Linked DNA regions of Homo sapiens: region 2 is linked to region 1. A link is an interaction called in ENCODE POLR2A ChIA-PET data of the cell type or tissue named here. Cell type or tissue: GM12878. All regions are shown on one strand.

Region 1 (8,000 bases):
TACACCAGAAGTATATATATGATATAAAATTTGATGTAAAATATATTGAAATGTAAACTGTTTTTCTCTGGTTGGTGGAAGCACACTCAATGTTTTTTTTCTTTTTGCTCATCTGTATTTTATAACTATCAATAGGGAACTTGTATTATTTTTATAGTGAAAGATTTTCACTTGAAATATTTTTAGATGTTTCTGAGTCTCTCTTGGCAGCCAGAGCCAAACAGAAGATTACGGTTAGTTAGCTCTTTGGGTGCCATTCTTCCTGGCTTTGAGTTATTTAAAAGAAAGAAAGCAAAAGCAAAAAATTAGGTGGAGTTAGGTGTTGTAAAACGGCATCACTTCTTTCAGGCAGGCTCTTTCTTGATAGGCCCTGAATAACAAGCAATTTGCACTTCTATTCTTGGAGGGGCCCTCGATTGCTTGTACTGCCTGTGTCCAGTTGGAGGCTAACCTAGCTGGTGATGGCTGTGCTTCTGCAGGCAGAAAACATTGTGCTGTTAGAGCTGGACATGCCCAGCCGGACCACCAGAGACTATGAGGGTCCAGCCATTGCCCCCAAGGTCCAGGCTGCATTGGATGCGGCTCTGCAGGATGAAGATGAGATACAGGTGGATGCATCATCATTTGAAAGCACTGCAAATAAGAAATCCAAGGCCAGGTGAGTGGCTTTGATGACGTGTGTTTAAACAGAACATGTTTGAACAAGGACAAACCAAAGCAAGAATGCTTGTTTATCATGGAATACTTTGCAGAACACACTAGAAAATATTGCCATATTACTCCTATGTTTACTTATTTATTCTACAAATATTTATGGTTGAGACACTATGCTGGGTATACCGAATACCAGAATACCTAATGTCCCCAGTCCCTTACTATAAGGTGAATGTGTTCTAGTGAAATAGCAGTCAGTTCTTCTGTTCTCATGAGGTGTCCGGTAGTTCTAAGTGCTTTACAAACATTCTCTTAATGATTTCCTGTAAAAACTTAGAAGGCAAATATTATAATCAGTCCCATTTTATAGACAAGAAAACTGAAACTTAGAGAATTTGAGAAAGTAGCCATCTCTAAGGAAACCCAGCAAGTAAGGGCCAAAGCAAGAATTCAAAAATAGGTCAATCCAGATCCACAACCCAGTCTCTGGGCCTCCATGCTAAGTTTACCTCACCCATGTGGTGCAAAACTAGTAATTCTGTCTTATTACATCCTGGATTAAAAGTTGTAGGAAAACAATTGGGTGGAAAACCAAAATGGAAGAAATTCTACCTGCAAACTTAATATTTTTTTATCAATCAGGGAAGGACAGTACAGTCAAGCTTTGGTTTTAAAGAAGAACAATTGCTAAGCATCAGAGTCTCCTTCTCTCAGGTTCCACACCTCTGTTCTGAGGCCATTTTCACCATCCCCAAAGGTTCAGGCTGTGCCAGTGTAGTGGTTTTACAGTTGAACTTGTCGTTTTCAGGCCATTGAAGAATGGCCTGAAATGAAATGTTAATGACATCTGATGTGTCAGGGACAGAGATGGGGACATGTAATATAAACATGTGTTTGACTTTTGCAGGCCTAAAAGTGGAAGGAAGTCGGGATCCTCCTCCTCTTCCTCAGGAACCCCTGCATCTCAGCTTTATCCACAGTCTCGGGGGCTGGTTCCAAAGTAAAGCCAGCTTCTCCTCTCCCAGGGCGGAAACAGCATTTGCCTTCTGAGAGAAGAGACTAGCAAAAAGCTGCAGAGAGGATTCGGCCCAAACTCAGAACTGTTCCCCTGAGGAGAAGCGGTGGCCTCTTTGCAGATCAACCAACTTAATCTGGTTGAACGTGCTGTTCCTAATCTGGCACTCAGCCCCTCTGGGAAACATCTTTTAATTAGCATCTCAGAAATGCATGGGTAAGGTAAAGTGCGATAGTTCAAGTGGAAAGCAAGAGAATGACCAGTGACCTTGCTTCCTTCCCCCTTGCCTTCTTCTCCCCCTTCCCCTGTGCTCCCTTTCTCTCCTCTCTCCTTTTCTAGCCTGTTCTTTACATGGGGCTCCCTTCTTGTTGAACAATAGGGCAGAATCAGGAGTCACCTTAGCAGGACCACATCTTTGGAGCCTCGGGATAAAATGACAGTGAGGTTGAAAAGTGAAAACCCTAGAACTTGAATAGGTGCCTGTTCTTGTAGGGAGAAATGAGAAATCGCATTTGGATCCAGGCCCCAGGTGGGCACCATCAGCAGTCTTGCTTCCATGCACCTCAGTAAGAAGTGGATCTGCCTTTGGGACCTGCTCAGTGAGGAAATCTCTTCCAATTTCTGCTTCTGAATGATTCAATGTTGGGAGCAATAGAAATAACATTCCCTTTGCCTTCTCTGAGTGTTTAGGGAAATAGCTTCTTTAAAACCTCAAAACCATGACCATCCTGTCAAAGACCTAAGTCTGTAAGCTGGTGCCATGTCCATACACCATGTCACTTTACTCTTCATTTGTCACCATCTTTTCCCATGCACGCATACTCTGAACATCCTTGTGTGGGCCCATCCTCTGCATCCAGAGCATGCTCTGCAGTGGGCCTGTTTTGTGGAAGAAAGGAGGCTGTCTCTGCCTTCTCTGATGGGACTGGAGTTGAGGGAAGGAGCTGTATTGTGGCACTTCTGAATTCCCCGTTTTGTTCCATATTGGTATAGAGAGCAGAAGAGTAGCTAGGCAGATGCAGAGATGGAGACATGAGACTCAGTGCAGTGGGCAGGGAAGACATAACAGATGGAAGCAAAGGAATCCTGCCTGCCTTCAGCAGAGAATTCACCGAATCCTAGAACTGTGGCTCCCTCCAGGCAGAGCCTAAGATGCTGGTGAAGAATAGCTGTGTGATTGAATAGGCTCAAAGGAGAGTTCAGAATTCCCATTTACATATTACTAGTTTGGTTTGTAAGTTTTAGTTCCTTGTATTATTGAGATTCAGAGCTTCATTTTATGTTGGTCATTAGGTGAATATTACTCATTTTCCCTCAAGAGAAGCTCATAAGTGTGTGTGGGTGTGAGAGCACGATGGTGCCTGTGTTCTGTGAATGTGTCCATATGTGTCTGTAAGAGAGACAGAGACCAAGAACTTGCCCAATTTTAGAAATACACTAATGTGCAGTTGTTGCCTTTTGTCTGTATTGAAGGCCCATTGAATGACTAATCCAGGCTGGAAGCATTCCCATGTGGGTGTCTGAGTCCATGAGCCAAGCCTGAGGGGACAGTGAGTCTCCAGGTCTGCCACACTGGTGCACCTTGCTGGCACGGTGCCTCAGGAAGGTGGCGACTCAGGTGGGCCTTGAGTTATATTTTAACTCAGCTGCTCAGTTCCCAGGGCACATTTCTGGATCAGAACCCATGGGAAACAGGAGGTACTAAGTGCAATGTCTTAGCATTCTGCAAAATGGAGATCTGTTGTCCAGCGGCTTATCTCCTTTTTAGTAACCCTTCTTTCTGAACCCAGGGCCCTTTTCAGCCTTCCCTCATATTTTCTTGAGATCAAACTTTACTTCTTTCTTATTTACTAAGAATTTGCCTGTTTGAATAAGAACAAAACGCTAAGGTGGGTAGCCTAAGCTGATTTTCTGCTGGTTACACGTGTCTCTCACACCACATTTCCTCAAAGCTAATCTGAATTCTGTAGGCTAAAAATATTCATGTAGCAAATCTGAGAATTGAAAACTGCAGATAACCGGCCGGGTATGGTGACTCATGCCTGTAATCCTAGCACTTTGGGAGGCCGAGGTGGGTGGACCACCTGAGGTTAGGACTTCAAGACCAGCCTGGCCAACATGGTGAAACCCCATCTGTACTAAAAATACAAAAATTTGCCTGGTGTGGTGGTGCATGCCTCTAGTCCTAGCTACTCGGGAGGCTGAGGCACGAGAATCACTTGAACCTGGGAGGCGGAGGTTGCAGTGAGTCGAGATAACACTACTGCATTCCAGCCTGGGTGACAGAGTGAGACTCCCCCTCAAAAAAAAAAAAAAAAAAAAAAAAAACAGAAAGAAAGAAAAAGAAAACTGCAGATAACCCTATACATTAATACTGGTATCTCGAGGTGACTCTTCTGACCAAGGGTGGTTAAGTGACACATAGAACTTTTCTAAGAGAAGACAGACAAGTTGACAGGCATGCCTTGTACTCAGCTGTGTTCATGTGGTGGTCTGTGGAAAGAAAAGAAGACTCATTTGGAAATGAAGCTGTCCCTTTCCAAGCAGTCTCTGGTGCTTTTCTTCTCTCAAAATGGATCCGATAAATATTTGAATAGAGCAGATTGTAGAATGTCGTGCTGTCACCAGAAAGCTGCTGTTTTGGGTTCTGCATTGAGCCAAATATGTAGAGGACCTACCAAGCCCACTGAGGGACTAGGTTTTCATGTCTCTAGTCATACCTAGAATGTTCTGAGCCGTCTGAGGGCCTTCATGCCGGCAGCAGCTAGCAAAGCCAGAAAGCAAGTCTAACAGGATCTAAGATGACCATCAGGAGAAGGAGTTTGAGACTGTGTATGCAACCCCCAATAGACCCCCTTTTACTCTGATCTGGAGAATGTATCTGGCTTCATATTTTCAAGTCACATGTCTCTCAGACCCCTGGATTCAGAACCCAAGGCCACAAATCATAGGCATGAAGCACTTTCTTAAGACTGACCTAACGCTGGATTATTTCCCGTCCAATGCCTGCATGCTGCTTGAATTGCTCCACCCACACCTCCATGACCAAGGGCGCCAGAGTGCTGCAACTGGGGCGTGGGCCGCTCTCTGCTTTTCCTGTCTGACTCTGACAAGTCCTCCCTCACTGAATGTAGAATCGTTGCCAAGTTTCTGAGAAGTGTCGATTCCCTGTTAACATGGATATCAGTTCTGCCTCACATTTCCCACTTGAGGTTGAGGCGTACTGGAGACAACACCTCAGACCATCTGAACCCCATCAGTGGACGAAAATGGGGCTGTTAATATACTCTAAAAGCCATACTAAAAATGCTCTGAGGGAACTGGCTAAGAATAGTGGGCCTGGTGATTGTCTATCACGCAAGGCTTTGTTTTGTACTGTTCAGAAATCTGTCACCTTTCTGCCTGCCCTTGTTTCCTGAATGAAATGCTTCTGGGGTTATTTATGAAAGGAGTGATCCTGGGGCAGGCAGGAGGCAGTGGGCTTCATGGCTCCTTGAAGTTATTACTGATCTTGACCTTCTCTTTGGCTACCTTTAGACAAAGAATACGCCAATCAATACTTGGGGCTCTAAGTTTTACAATTGATATTTATTTGTATCATCTCTTTGTCTAGGAATGTAAAAGTGATTCTAAACTAAGATGTGTAATAAAAATCAATCAGATTTATTGTACCTACAAAAAGGTGTCCTCATAAATGACTAAGGCTTTTGAAAATGACATGCCTGTGGCTGACACACTGCCATTTTCAATAAACATTTTAACTGGGTGGGAGTGGGAAAATGAAGATTGAGTTGGGATGCTGGCATTATTTAATATAGCAACAAGGGGCAGGGTGCAGTGGCTCATGCCTGTAATCCCAGCACTTTGGGAGGCTGAGCCGGGTGGATCACTTCAGGTCAGGAGTTGGAGACGAGCCTGGCCAACATGGTGAAACCCTGTCTGTACTAAAAATACAAAATTGAGTCGGGCGTGGTGGTGCGCACCTGTCATCCCAGCTACTCGGGAGACTGAGGCAGGAGAATCGCTTGAGGCCGAGATTGCAGTAGGCCAAGATTGCACAACTGCACTTCAGCCTGGGCAACGGAGCGAGACTCCGCCTCAAAAATAAATAAGTAAATAAAAATAAATAAATAATGTAGCAACAAGGAAAAGGACACAAAATGAAGAATGATAGAGTGACAAATAAGTGTTTTTCATGTTTTTCCGTGGAGGTTCCTGAGACTGGCCTGGGCAACGGCATGAAATTTCTTTTAACTTTTGTGTTTTGTTTTAAAAATTCTTTTAAATTTACTATTATACATCATACTTTAAAATATATGTGCCTTTTTTTTTTTTTGAGACAGGGCATCATTCTGTTGCCCAGGCTGGAATGCAGTGGCGTGATCACGGTTCTCTGCAGCCTCAGCCTCACAGGCTAGTGATCTTCCCACCTCAGCCAAGACTACAGGTGTGCACCACTATACCTGGCTAATTTTTTATTTTTTGTAGAAATGGGGTCTCTCTATGTTGCCCAGGCTGATCTGTGCCTTTTTTAACACTAAAGTATTTTATGTTGTTTACCATCAGGAAAAGAAGATACAAAAAATGGGCCACACATTGTCTTTTGGATTTCCATGCTCGTAGGCCTGCTGGAGTGACCCTGGGGGGTTGTGCCCCTTAGTTGAGAAGTGGGACTGGGTGGAAGGAGCACAGACCCTGGATTCCAAGCTGGGTTTGAATTCTAGTATTGCCACCACTTACTAGCCATATGACTAGGAGGAATTTAATTGACCTCTCTGAACTTTGGGGCCTTTGTCTGTAAAGTGGAGTGATTATCCCCACTTTGAAGGGCCATTTTGAGGATCAGCGATACATTTAAAGCAGCAAGTACAGTATGGGATAGAGCAAACGTGAAAAAAATGTGGTTATTGCTGTGATAAGGCACTGTGTTTAGAAGACACCATGAACACTTTGTGTCCCGAGAAACTAGAAGTCAGTATTGGACATACCATCTTTAGAAAATCCTAAAGAAAAGCTGTTAACTGTTTAGTAATGTGTATTGAGTACCTACTATGTGTCAAGCTGTTCTAGGCACTAGATATATAGACGTAACACCAGGAACCTGCCTACATGGAACTTGCACTTTAATGGGGATGGAGGATGGGTAAATGTTAAATTAACCAAATGCACACAAATATATGATTATGAATTGTGTCAAATGTCATGAAGTTATAATAGGTTTTTGTTTTTATTTTTGTTTTGAGACGAGCTCTCGCTCTGTCACCCAGGCTGAAGTACAGTGAGTGGCGTGATCATAGCTCACTGTAGCCTCGACCTCCTGGGCTCAAACGATCCTCCTGCCTCAGTCCCCCAAGTAACGGACCAAGGTGCGAACCACCATGGCTGACTAATTTTTTAAAATTTTTTATAGAGATAGGATTTTGTCATTTTGCCCAGGATGGTCTTGAACTTATGGGCTCAAGTGATGCTCCTGCCTCAGCTTCCCAAAGTGCTGGAATTATATGTGTGAGCCACCCTGTGTGGCCAATATAATAGAATATTATAAAAGGAGAGTGGAGACCTAATTTAGATGGGGTGGGTAAAGTAGGAAAGGGCTCTTTGAAGAAATGACAGTTACAGTGAGATCTAGAGGACAGGAGTTAGCTGGGCAAGGAGGAGGGAAGGGCATTTGTGAAGGGATGGGGGAACAGTGTTTGCGAGGGTTTTGCAGAACAAACTCAAATTTCACAAGAAGGTATCTGCAGTCCCTTTTTACCCTCACTAGAGGGTAGCATGGAGAACTGTAGAAAAGATTACAGTCTAGGACTTTAAAGATAGCAACAAAAAATGTAAAGAGCACAAAGGGGACAGTGGCCTGTGCGACTCGGGCAAACGTTTCATAATTGTGTTTCTTCATAAGACGCTTTCAAACTATGTGTAATGTCTGTTTACTCCCCACCCTTCCAAAAAGAGTTAAGAAACAGCTTGGCTTAGCCTCAGTAATTACTAGTTTAGAATAGTTCAGAATCCATTACCCAGAAAGCAAGAATTCAAAGTAGGATTTGAAGAACTGTGAGTGTGTTCTTGAAAATGACAGAATTTGCTGGGCACGGTGGCTCACGCCTGTAATCCCAGCACTTTGGGAGGCTGAGGTGGGCAGATCACCTGAGGTCAGGAGTTTGAGACCAGCCTGACCAACATGGAGAATCCCCGTCTCTACTGAAAATACAAAATTAGCCAGGCGTGGTGGAACATCCCTGTAATCCCAGCTACTCAGGAGGCTGAGGGAGGAGAATCGCTTGAACTCAGGAGGCAGAGGTTGTGGTGAGCCGAGATCGCTCCATTGCACTCC
Region 2 (8,000 bases), 290 kb before region 1:
TACAGAATTATTTCCAAGATAGAGTAAGTGAAAAAAAAAAAAAAAAGCAAAGTACAGAACAATGCACTTTGAATAGTGCTGTATTTTTGTTTAAGGAGGCGGGAAATGTCTTTTAAGTATAGAATAGTTCTGGAAGGTACACAAAACAAGTTATAGTTGTGCTTCTGAGCTGGAGGAGTGTGTGGCTATAGAATAAAGAGGGAAGGAGACTTTCTCTGCATGATGTGTCCTAAATGTTATGTCATGAATATGAATTACAGCAGAGCAATTTTTTCAAAAACCACTATTCCAGTATTGTGGTATTTACTGAACTCTATAGACACTATCTGTTTCCATATCTGTCTGACCCCTCCAACCCCACGCCTACTCTCAACACTCACGCTTACACACACACACACACATGCACACACACACACACACGCACACACACACACACACACAGAATCTTGGAAAGGGAGGCTGGTTCTGACTCATTCCTACATTCCCTGGAGCTCAGCACAGCACCAAGCACAGAGCCTCCTGCCAACAATCATATGAGTGAACTATCTTGGAAACAGATCCCCCAGCCCCAGTCCAGCCTTCAGATGACTTCTCATCAGGCGTTGACTGCAGCCTCATAAGAGATCCCAAGCCAAAACCACTAAGCTAAGTTAGTTCCACATTTCTGACCTACAGAAACTGTGTGAGATAATAAATGTTGGCCAGGTGCAGTGGCTCACACTTGTAATCCCAGCAGTTTGCGAGGCTAAGGTGGGAGGATTGCCTGAGGCCAGGAGTTCCCGACCAGCCTGGGCGACATAGTGAGACCCTGTCTTTATTTTTTTTAATAGTTACAATTTTTTAAATCTCAATCCTGCTTCTTCTGTATAATTACACAGTTTTAAGTTGCTAAATTTTGGGTAATCTGTTACACGGCAGTATATAACTAATACAATCACCAAAGGTTTGTTTTTGTTTTTGTTTGTTGTTGTTTTGTTTTTTTGTCATTGTTGTTGTTTTGTTTTTGTTTTTGAGACCATCTCGTGCTGTCATCCAGGCTGGAGTGCAATGGGGTGAACACAACTCACTGTTACCTCGACCTCCTGGGCTCAAGCAATCCTCCTGCCTTAGCCACCCATGTAGATGGGACAATAGGCATGCATCACCATGCTTGGCTAATTTTTAAATTATTATTATTATTTTTGTACAGATGGGGTCTCACTTTGTTGTGTAGGTCGGTCTCAAACTCCTGGGCTCAAGCAATCCTCCCACCTCAGACTCCCAAAGTGCTAGGATTACAGGTGTGAGCCACCCTGCCCAGGCACAATCAATAAGCCTTTATTAAGCATTTGATGTGTATCAATTCCATGGTGATTGCAAAAGAAGAAGACATGGTCCTGCCCTTAGGGGAGCAAGCCACCTGCACATTCATTCCTAGACTCATTCCTTACTTCAACCAACATTATTGAGCATTTACTATATACCTGGCTCTGTGCTTAGTGTTGACCCATAGGATGTCAGCAATTAAAATACACCATAGAGGCCTGTAGTCCCAGCTACTTGGGAGGCTGGGGTGGGAGGATCACCTGAAATCAGGAGTTCAAGGCCAGCCTGGGCAGCATAGCGAGACCTGCTCTCAAAAACAAAAATGTGTGTGTGTATATATATATATATATAGTAGGACAAGAGGGAACTTTCTAGAGTGATAAAAATGTATCTCCTAATGGGGTTTAAGTTACATAAATATATATGCATTTGTAAAAACTCAGCAAATGAACACGTAATCTTTTGCCCTTTGCCTGTAAATTTACATTAAAAGAAAATTACTGTAAACAAATATTGAAATTGAACTCCAGTTAATAATATGTGTGTTGAGGTAATTTCTTTAAAATGCATCTTAAAAGATGAATTGATAGACAGATAGATGAACAAACATGGTTAAAGCAAGTAAAATGTCAATGGTAGAATGTAAGTGGTGAGAGTAGGTATTTTGTCGCCAAAGTCTTTAAATTTTGCTGTGTATTTGGACATTTTCATAATAAAATGTTCAGAAGGAGCAACACTTGATAACCATATATTCCAATTCCCTCATTTATTATCATTATTTTAGTTCCATAAATAAAAACAATGCATTCTAGTTAAGAAAGAAAAAAACAGCGAGAGAAACATCACACACCAGGGCCTGTTGGGGGATGGGGGGAAAGGGGAGGGAGAGCATTAGGACAAATACCTAATGCATGTGGGGCTTAAAACCTAGATGACAGGTTGATGGGTGCAGCAAACCACCACGGCACATGTATACCTATGCAACAAACCTGCACGTTCTGCAAATGTATCCCAGAATTTAAAGTAAAAAGAAAGAAAGAAAAAAAAAAACATAGAAAAACACTTCCCCACCACCAATTCCAATGTTCCTTTCCTCTTCAGTGACAACCTCTGCTTCTTGTTGGCTGTTTAGCTTCCAGACTTTTATCTACGCATTTACATACATGTAGAGGTAAACACAAAACCATGTTATTATTTTAAAAAGGAATGTACTCTGCGATTCTGAAAGAATGTCTTGGGGATCTCTCCATGTTAATTCATGCACATCACCCCAGTTTCAAATTGCTGAGTAAGGATGTGTCTTCCTCTTTGAGATTCAGGCTCAGAGAAGAGTTTGTCAGACACACACAGCAAGTTAGAAGAGCTGGGACTCCAACCTACTCTCCTAGTCCCAGGCCTGGGCGCACCCTGCTTGAGCATGTCCACCACTGAATGAGGGGCAGGGCCACGCCCAGGCCCTTTTTTTCTGCAGAATACAGTGGGCAGGTCCAGCCCTGCCCCTGGGAGAAGACCAGCCTGGGCTTGGGTGCACCGGACCCAGGAGGAAGTCCACAAAGCGCTTCCTCTTTTCTTAGCCTCCAGAGACACTGGGGGAAGAGAAGGGGGTGTTGTGAAACTGAACAGTCCCCCAACCCCCCTGGGGGGACCCGTCAGCTGGGGGTGGCCATGCAGCTGGGGGCAGAAAAACAATTTCATGGACTCCCCCAGCACTGCCCCCGCCCCACCCCCGTCCCCACCCAGTCTCACCCCGCCCCTGAGCAGGAGGTCTGCTGCCTCTAGGATGGTACTTGGGGTAGGTAAGCTTGGAAGGCATCCATAGGCCAGCCTTGTACAGTCTTGCCCGAGTCCTACATGAGCTGGCCCCAGTGCCTATCAGCTGCTGCCGCCACTTCCAGCCTCCTCTTCCAAATATGGTATCTGCCTGGGGCTTCAGGCACCAACAACATGGAAATGTTTGCAGTTCCTCAAACAGGTCAGACTGTTTCCCTCTCAAGCCTTTGTCAGGTTGTCCCTTCTGTCTGGAACACCCTTTGCCCTGATCTTCCTCTGGCATCCATTAAGCCTCAACTCATGTCACTTTTTTTTTTTTTTAAGGCAGGTCTCACTCCATTGCCCAGTCTGGAGTGCAGTGGCGCGATCTCAGCTCACTGCAACCTCTGCCTGCAGGATTCAAGCAATTCTCCTGCCTCAGCTTCCCGAGTAACTGGGATTACAGGTGCCCGCCATCACGCCTGGCTAATTTTTAGTAGAGACAGGATTTCGCCATGTTGTCCAGGCTAGTCTCTAACTCCTGATGTCAGGTGATCCACCCACTTCGGCCTCCCAAAGTGCTGGGATTACAGGCATGAGCCACTGTGCCTGGCCCATATCACCTTTTTCAAGAAGTCCTTGCTGCACTCAGTGTCCTTCCTACTTGGTCCTACAATATCATGGGCCTATCTCTCTCTCTCTCTCTAGCAGCATTTTCCACTCTGTATCTAAGTTATTGGTTAAATGATTGTCTCCATAATTGGATTGAAAGTTGCTTGAGGGCCAAAACGCTCTCATCCATTTTTGTGCTCCCAGACCTTGGCAGAAATGCACATGGTAGGCCCTTAATCGTATTAATGGAATTAATCAAAGAACGAAGGGTTTAGATGCCAGCACTGTCACTATCACTCACTGGCTGTTCCTAAACTCTGAGCTTCAGTTTCTTCCTCTGTAAAATGGGCATGTGAATAGTATCTGCACGGAATTTGCAATATAGTAGAGGAGACAGAGAATCAACAGGTGAACATACAAATATGTAACATAGTGCCTGGTGGCGACAAATTCTCTGGAGAAAAATAAGGCCGAGTGGGAGTTAAAGAAGACTGGAGGAGGGAGGAGCTTTCTAAGGGGGTCAGGGACCCCCTAGGGGCTGTTGGGCGTTTCTCAAGGGTTAGTCTCCTCTGATTTTCATTTGACCTTTTTGGGAAAGGTGGGGAGCAGTGAGCTCCTGCCTGGGAGGGTGTAGCTATGAAATAAACGCTGGCTACTTTACAAATAAAAGGGGAAATGGTTGAGCTCTGAAATAATGATTGTGGCTCTCTTTCCCATCCTTCAACATGTTTTGAATATAGAACAATCAACAGTGATCCCAAAGAATTTGAAATATGAAATGCAAATGCCCTCTGGAAATAGGAAAATACATTTTTGAAAGAGCCAACCTCTGACCCACTGTAAAGCGAAGCTTACATTGTGTTCTAGCTCCTGCCCTCCTTCCAGGACAGAGCCCTGGGTCCCTTTCTGCATTCTGCATCTCTCTCTATACTCCTCAACTTCCTGGGCACGATTACTGCATTTTGTGTAACGGTTACAAACACAGCTGTCAGAGGCACACTGGAGGCATGTCCATGTGGGTTCTTCAAATCCCAGCTCTGGCACTTATTGGCTGTGTGACCTTGGGCAATTGCCTTTACCTGTCTGAGCAACCCTTTTATAGTCATCCCTATTTATAAGACAGAAAATGAGATAATGTAAGTGAGGGCAACCACCTGGTGCAGGAGGTACTCTTATTCTACTATGCAGGGGAGGAAACGGGCAGAGAGAACCTGCCCAAAGTCACAGCTAGCGAGAGGCGGTCAGTCCAGCCTCTGTGCCTTTGCTCCCACGCTCTTCCACCCCTGGCCCCAGAGTCAAGTGCACACTCAGAACACCTTTCTTGACTTTTCATCCTCTAAAAATCCCAGCCAGCATCAATTCTATCTCATCCATGAAGTCTCTGATTGTATTTTCAGTTGACTTTACTTGATTTTGTATAGCTAATACATTTAAATAGTTCAACATTCAAGAGTACAAAAGATACTATGCAGTTCCCCTCCCTGGAAGAAACCACTGGGGCTGTTTGCTATGTGTGCCCTTCTTCACTTGGCCCAGCCATATGCTAGTGTGTTTGTTCTATTATTCTGCACAAATAGTGAAATACAATAGAAGCTGTTGGACGCCTCAATTTCTTCCCTATTTACAGCTATATTTTTGCATTGTTCTCTATTAGTACATAAGGGGCTTCCTCCTTCTTTTGTAAAAAGCATTTTTATTGAATTATAAATTTACGTACTATACAATTCACCTGTTTAACTTTTACAATGCAATGGTTTTTAGTATGTTCAAATGTTGTGCAACTGTCACCACAATCAATTTTAGAACATTTTCATTACCCACCCACCAAAACCACCCTGTACCTATTAGCAGTCACTTCTTATTTCTCCTCAGCTCCCAGCCCAATGCAACCAATAATCTCCTTTCTTTTTCTTTTAAGTAGAGATGGAGGTCTCAGCATGATGCCCAAGCTGGTCTTGAACTCCTGGGTTCAAGTGATCCTCCTACCTCAGCCTCCAGAGTGGCTGGGACTACAGGCATATGCCACTGTGCCCAACCTCTTTTCTGTTTCTATAGATTTGCCTGTTCTGGACCTTTCATATAAATTGAATTTTATAATATGTGGTATTTTATGATCAGCTGTTTTCATTTAGCATAATGTTTTCAAGGTCCGTCCATATCATAGCCTGTATCAGTACTTCATACCTCTTTATTGCCAAATAATATTTCATTGGGTGGATATGCCACATTTATCCATTGAGGGACATTGAAGTTGTTTCCACTGTTTGGCTGTTATGAATAATGCTGGTATGAAGATTTTATGTACAGATCTTTGTGTAGACATATATTTTCAGATTTCTTGGGTATATACCTGGGCGTGGGATTGCTGGGTCATAAGGTAATTCTATGTGTAACTTTTTGATGAACTGCCAGACTGTTTCCCAAAGCAGCTGCTCCTTTTACATTTCCACCATCATTGTATGAGGTGGAATCTCTCCATATTCTCAGCAACAATTGTTATTATCTGTCTTTTTAAATTATAGCAGTTCTAATGGATGTGAAGTGGAATCTCATTGTGGAATTGATTTGCATTTCTCTAATAACTAATGATATTAAGCACCTTTCCATGTGCTTATTGGCCATTTGTATAGCTTCTTTGGAGAACTATCTATTCAGATCTCTTGCCCACTTTTAAGTTGTGGATTTTTAAATTATTGAGCCATCCTATGTATATATTCAGGACCCCAGTCCCTTTTCAGATCTGTGATTTGCAAATATTTCCTCCCATTCTGTGGGTTGTCTTTACATTTTCAGGATAGTATCACTTGCAGCACAAGTTTTCAATTTCAGTGAAGTCCAATTTATCTATTTTTTCCTTTTGTCACTTGTATCACATCTAAGAAGAATTTGCCTAGCCCAAGGTCATGAAAATTTACTTCTGTGTTTTCTTCTAAGAGTTTTACAGCATGGGTAACATAGCGAAACCCCTTCTCTACCAAAAATACAAAAAATTAGCCGGAGTGGTGGTGTGCGCCTGTGATCCCAACTGCTCAGGAGGCTGAGGTGGGAGGATCACTTGAGCCTGGGAAGTGGAGGTTGTAGTGGCCAAGATCGCGCCACTGCACTCCAACTGGGTGACAAAGTGAAACCCCATCACACACACACACACACACACACACACACACACACACACAAAGAGTTTTATAGTTTTTGTTCATACACTTAGATCTACGATCCATTTTGGGATCCAACTTCATTCTTTTGCACGTGAATATTGAGTTGTTCTAGCACCATTTGTTGAAAATACTGTTTTCTTCCATTATTGAATTGTTTTGGCACTCTTTTTGAAAATCAATTGGCCTTAAATGTGAGGGTTCATTTCTCAACTCTCAATTCTGTCCCATTGACCTATATTTCTATTCTTATGCCAATACCACACTGTCTTGATTACTGTAACTTTGTAGTAAGTTTTGGAAATCAGGAAGTGTTAGTTCTGCAACTTTGTTGTTCTTTTCAAGATTATTTTGGCTGTTCTAGGTCCCTTGCATTTCCATATGAATTTTAGGACCAACTTGTTTATTCCTGCCACCCCCCCCCAAAAAAAAGGCAACTGGGGTTTTGATAGGGATAGTATTGATCAGTTTGGGGAGTACTATCATCAACACTATTAAGTTTTCCAATCCATGAACATGAGATGTCTCTCTCAACCCATGGGATGATTTTATTTAGGTCTTAAGTTTCTTTCAAGGATGTTTTCTTGCTTTCAGAGTATATTGTACTACTTTTGTTAAATTTATTCCTAAGTATTTTATTCTTCTGGTGATATTATAAATAAAATTGTTTTCTTAATTTCATGTTCAGATTGTTTATTACTAGTGTATAGAGATACATTTTTTTTTAAATACAGTGTTTCGCTCTTGTGGCCCAGGCTGGAGTGCAATGGCGCAATCTCGGCTCACTGCAACCTCCACCTCCCGGGTTCAAGTGATTCTCCTGCCTCAGCCTCCTGAGTAGCTGGGATTACAGGCGCCCGCCACCACACCCAGCTAATTTTTGTACTTTTAGTAAAGACAGGGTTTCACCACCGTGCCCAGGTACAGTTGGTTGTTATATATCCTTATTATTTTTGACAACTGCTTAGTATTCAATTATTTTATTAAGATTTATTTTCCCACGTCCCAAATCATGGGCATTTAGGTTATTTTCTGTCTTTTCCTAGTAAAAGAAGTGCTGCGATGATTCTCCTGTACATACTATGAATTCTTTTAGGCATTCTGATGTTTTCTCTCTCTGAGCTCCTTTAGTCGTCAGCTGCTACCACTCTGACCCAAGCTCCCATCATCTTGCCCTTGGAT

Evidence for each region. Peaks named below come from ENCODE experiments on the same cell type or tissue, not always from the same donor. Only the 100,000 strongest peaks of a DNase experiment are listed, where the experiment ranks them.
Region 2: POLR2A ChIA-PET joins it to region 1 with 6 read pairs; 1 of 35 experiments calls an interaction of 5 or more read pairs at or near these places.

What each region holds. Positions count from the first base shown.
Region 1 is chr20:32,329,662-32,337,661 of GRCh38, forward strand. KIF3B (kinesin family member 3B) reads left to right here. Exons shown (of 9, transcript NM_004798.4): 8 at 480-658; 9 at 1,562-5,350. The coding sequence ends at 1,658. Among named protein-coding and RNA genes, the nearest start is that of ASXL1, 25 kb to the right of the region's middle. RefSeq lists an enhancer at 4,616-4,675. In GM12878, a CTCF peak has its summit at 7,426 (motif pointing right); DNase peaks (open chromatin) are centred at 3,640 and 4,007; H3K27ac peaks cover 3,536 bases.
Region 2 is chr20:32,037,603-32,045,602 of GRCh38, forward strand. No RefSeq gene overlaps it. Among named protein-coding and RNA genes, the nearest start is that of HCK, 11 kb to the right of the region's middle. RefSeq lists an enhancer at 496-565 and a silencer at 2,909-3,088. In GM12878, no CTCF peak of the experiment used is centred here; no DNase peak of the experiment used is centred here; H3K4me3 peaks cover 648 bases; H3K27ac peaks cover 584 bases.